Linked DNA regions of Homo sapiens: region 1 is linked to region 2. Evidence: chromatin loops called from intact Hi-C (ENCODE). Cell type or tissue: mammary epithelial cell. All regions are shown on one strand.

Evidence for each region. Hi-C counts contacts between places; a loop is a spot of excess contacts. Peaks named below come from ENCODE experiments on the same cell type or tissue, not always from the same donor. Only the 100,000 strongest peaks of a DNase experiment are listed, where the experiment ranks them.
Region 1: it touches region 2 in a loop (13-fold over the local background); 5 of 110 quality-filtered maps call a loop at or near these places.

Annotation. Positions count from the first base shown.
Region 1 is chrX:45,595,392-45,597,891 of GRCh38, reverse strand. No RefSeq gene overlaps it. Among named protein-coding and RNA genes, the nearest start is that of LINC01204, 91 kb to the right of the region's middle. In mammary epithelial cell, a CTCF peak has its summit at 1,515; no DNase peak of the experiment used is centred here.
Region 2 is chrX:45,748,285-45,750,784 of GRCh38, reverse strand. It overlaps MIR222HG (miR222/221 cluster host gene), which reads left to right. Exons shown (of 2, transcript NR_170290.1): 2 at 1-2,500. Among named protein-coding and RNA genes, the nearest start is that of MIR222, 2.4 kb to the right of the region's middle. In mammary epithelial cell, a CTCF peak has its summit at 1,219 (motif pointing right); no DNase peak of the experiment used is centred here; H3K27ac peaks cover 2,500 bases.

The DNA.
Region 1 (2,500 bases), 150 kb after region 2:
GGAACTCTCGGCTTCATAGGGAGCCAGCAAAACAATAACAGATATGTGATCATAAATCTTGAAGTAAAGAGAAAGAAATCAGGATGGTCTCACCATGGCGCTGATATTTTAGCTGATTTCTGAAGGATAAAGATGAGTTACCCATGCAAATGCCAAGGGAAAGTATACCAGATAGAAATACAAGTACATGAAATTTTCTAAAGAGAAAAAATCTTAAACTGAAAGTGTGTTGGAATACTGTGATGTGCTACCTAGATACACCTTTATTGAATGACTTATTGTCCCAGCTGCTGGGAGTGCTAAGGGCAGGCAGCCTTCAGTGTTACCACCTTCAGGGGCTCCCTCAGCTGCAGAGAGCCATATTACCAAGGTTACCTCTTTCTCAAGATAGACCACATCCAGTGATGGATTTACATGGGAGTATAAGGCTTGGCCATCTCATTTCAAAGGAAGATAACCCTGAAAGGCTATTTCTAGCCACACTGCTCCATATAGGATCAGTCTATTACTGGGCCAGTCCTGCAGCTCTGTTTCTCTCTGTGCCCACTCCCTTTTCTTCTCCTCCCTTCACATAGGTTGCTCCCAAGGGCACTTCCTAATAAACACCCTGCAAGTTAAATGCTATCTCAGAGTCTACTTCTTGGGAAATTCAAACTACAGCACCTGCTGTGGCCATAGCAGGGTGCATTAAGGTAAACTATGAGCTAAAATTAAGTATCAGATGATGCCAGACTTGGACATGATGTTTGATTTTATTCTTATTGAATTGGAAGCCATAGAAAGTTTTAAAATAAGGGCATATCACAATGCTTCATCCCAATCATGAGAAAATATTAGAAAAACCTAAACTGAGGGACATTTAACAAAATAACTAATATTCTTGAAATGTGTCAAGGTCATGAAAGATAAGGAAAGAATGAAGAACTTTTATAGATTGGAGGAGACTAAGTAGAAAAACAATCAAATGCAATATGAGATCCTGGATAGGATTCGGAACAGAAAAAGGATGGTGGAAAAAATAAGACTTGTAGTTTAGTTAATAGTGTTGTACCAATGTGAATTTCCCAGTTTTGATAAGTGTACTATGGTTATGTAAAATGCTAACATTAGAAAAATCTGAGTGAGGAGTATAAGAGAATTCTCTTGAACTATCTCTGCAACTTTTTTTAAGTCCAAAATTAGTTTGAAATAAAATAAACAAAGTTTATTCAGGTTGCTATATAGAGTAAAGGTTGTGGCGAGAGCAAAAGTGAAAGGAGATAGACCAGAGTAAAGTATTGCAATAGTACTGTGACAGCTGATGATGGTGGATTGGAGTATAGCAGCTAGTAGAGGGAGATTTGAGAAGGTAAAAAAAGAAGTCAACCATGTCAACCACACTTCATCTTTTCTATGGCAGTCTTTGCCTAAAGGAGGCATAAACTAGAAAAGAAATACAGTTTAATGCTAACTCAAGTTTGACGTTTTGACTATTAAGCAAGACTGGACAATCTAATTTCTGAATGGAGACTGCCACCTAAAGTATCTTGAGGACTGTCCAGTCATGGTTAAGAGGTTTGAACTGCTGAAACTATTTTTGCCTAGAAACTATGAATCAGGCCTTTAAGACAACTACATAAAATTTTACATGAAATACATATATATATGTACATTTAAAGCACATATATAGTTAGATAATAATTTCAAACAAATTTCTATTTAGAAACAACCCAGCTCAAGAACTAGAACAGTGGTTCTTAAAACTTGGTTTTGTCAGAATCAACTGAAGGGCTTATAGAGGCTTACATTCCTGGAAGTAGAACTCAGGTTGTTAAATTTTTATCAAATTTCCTACCTGATTCTGACACAGATGAGTTTGAGAACTGATAAACTAGAACATTTGTGGTACCTTTGAAGGCTTCTGTGTACCTCTCTCCAATCGTACTCAACTCTTTCTTCCAGAGTCAACTATTCAATTTTGTTAATAATTCCCTTATTATTCTTTATACTTTTTCATTTGCACCTGTTCAAGTATCCCTAAAAAATACTTTGCTTAGTTTTGCCTGTTTTCAAGCTTTATATGATTAGAAACACAATATGTGTTTTCTTCTGTGGCTTCCTTTTTATTTGCCACATTATGTTCTTGAGATTCATCCATGTTGATGCATTTAACAATTATTCATTCATGGTCATTCGTGCTTGGCATTCAATTGCATGACTATGCCACAATTAATTGTCCACTGTCTTATTGTTGAATATTTAAAGTGTCTCAAGTAACTACATATAAAGAACTTCACTGGTTGCTTGGGAAGCATTAGGGTCTAGTGAAGGGTAGCATCTCTGCCTTCAGTTGCTCCCCTGCTGGCCTCTCCTCACCTGCATTCCTGGCCCCCCACCCTAGCCCAGGAAGAACAAGAAGACCCTTCTACCCAGGGGTCAATGGGGAATGCATGGAGAATGTGTAATTCCACCCTCATCCAACTGTAGTGAGGTGGCACCCTTTTATCCATGGGAGTGTTAT
Region 2 (2,500 bases):
ACAGGATCTCAGGTATGCAAGAGCTGGACGGGTTTCAACCACGTGCCCGGTTATGGTGATACCCTGGCTCAGTTGCTCTAACATAACATAACACAGAAGGAATCCAAGTTCATAAGAACATACTTTAATTAGACACCTGTATTTAAAAGGCTGATTTCTCCTCTAGCATAATTTCACCCTGTGGCGCACTGTGTATACATGGGTGCATTTCTTCCCTGGCCTACAGTTAGAGTTAATTGGACTTTTTGTTCTTAACGGTGTGGGAGGCAGCTTTTTTTAAAAAAAAAAACAGCTTTATTGAAGTATAATTGATAAAGAACTGCACATATTTCATGTGGAAAATTTCATGAGTTTGGATATATGCAAACACCTGTGATACCATCACCATAATCAAGGTAATGGATGTATTCAACATCTCTCAAAGTTTCATTGTATCCCTTTGGTTTTGTGTCTGTGTTTGTGTATATGTTAAGAATCACTTAACATGAGATATACACTGTGGGTGGCAGTTTTTGTTCACTTCTAAAGTAAACTCTGACTTCATTAGAATAGTGGACTGGCTTATGCTCTGTCAAATCCCTAAACATGATTGTGATAGAATTTGACTCTATTCCTATTTAGTTACAGAAAACTACTGGTGCATGAACAAAAATATGTGAAATATCATGGATGGGGTTTAGGGGGACATGTGGGGCCAGACTTTGTGAGGTTATAGAAAATCATGGAACTGGAAAGCATCTGGAAGTTCTTTTACTCAAAGAAGCATAGATTCTTTCACATTTGTGTTAAAAACAGTGAATTAGACAATTTTGACTTGGTAAAGTTAGCATTCTGGCAATGCTGTGAAATCGTTCATCTCTCTTCATTTACTTCCACATATAGTCCCTAGGGTCAAAATTTCTTTCTAAAAATGATAATTTCTAAAGTCAGAGATGCTTTTTGGGGGCAAAATAGAATTGTCCAGGTAATCAGTTTAAAAGACAGAGTAATTCTACTCTTCCTTCAGTAGAATGACGCACGAAGCAGCATTTCTTTCATTTCCAGTAGAACTTTGATGCGAATGTGACTTTTATCTCTCTCAGTGTAGCTTTAAACATCAATGGGTTTCTTTACTTCTTGGTTTGGTGTATAGGTTGCCCCTGTTCTAACCGTGTGGAGTGTAAGCTCTTCAAATTCTAGGTTAACATTTCAAGAAATGGTCTTTATCCCAGTTCAAAGCAGGCCTTCCAACAGCAGGTGGCAGGCTTAACTTTTAATAGTCTTTCCCTCCCTTTAAACTCTTTCTCATACCTCAAATAAATGGTCTTTAGCCAGAATGTATGGGAGTTTTTGTTTATTATTATTTTTGTTTTGTTTGTTTGCAGTGTGACTAGGACTTGAGCAGAAGTACCTTGGTTACAGTCCTATCACTCACCCTTGGGGCTTAGTTGTCATCTTAATTGTTAGATAACAGAATTATATAACTCAACATTTCTAGTTTGAACCTATTTCTTTTCTTTTCCTTTTATTTTTAAACTGAAAATGCATTATTGGTTAATATTCTATGGTGTTATATATTCTACATATTCTATTCTTTGTGTTTTTAATAAACTTAAAACTGTATAGTATTGTTTAGTGGTTGACACTAATTTACAGAATAACCTTTAATAAAATTTTATTTACAGATTTTCCTATTTGTATTACCTAGATTAAATTTAAAACAAGGGGCAAAAGACCACCTTAACTTTAGTACTAAGATGTGGAGAATAGATACCTTTGAGAATTAAAAATTTACCTTTTCTCATCTAAATGTAAAGATTTATAAAAGATAATCTTTTGTATTTTGGCATTGAAAGTGACCACACTAAACCCTTGCCTCACTTTAATTGTTAGTCTTATTCATAAAAGTAGAGTTATGAACAGTTAGTTTTAGTGGTTTATGAAATGTAAGTTTGTGTGTTCTACAAATGCTTTATTTTACATTGAGGGTAAGACTTAGCCAAACCTATATAAACGGTCTTTTCCCCCACTTCAGTATGTATGCTCTGGTTTGTAGGCAGTGCCAAAATATACTTCATAGATGGGATTGGCCTTAACTTATTTAAAGAGAAAAAAAAGCAAGCAATCAAAAAAACCCCTGCTTCACCTTGTAAATTCCACCCTTATCCTCCCCCACCAAGAGCTAACCACACTGGTGAAGCACTATTACTATAATTTGGCAAGTGAGTTGCCTCTTAAAATTAGACATCTGTGATTAAATAGTTAAATCATTCCCTAGATATGTATATATTTAGAGCTCCCAGAAAGCTGGTTATCTTTTCTTATAGCTAACACATTTTTAAAAAGCCACTTTTCTCTTGGTGATAAATATGTGTGTGTCATACTGTGGTATAGCTGCATGTCCGATCAAATGGTACTAGTTTCCAATTGACAGTAGCTTTATTAAATCTTTTCTAAGTGATAGCTGAAGCATTTTAAATTCACAGCAAAGGATTCTAAGACGTGTACTTGGAGAAAAGTT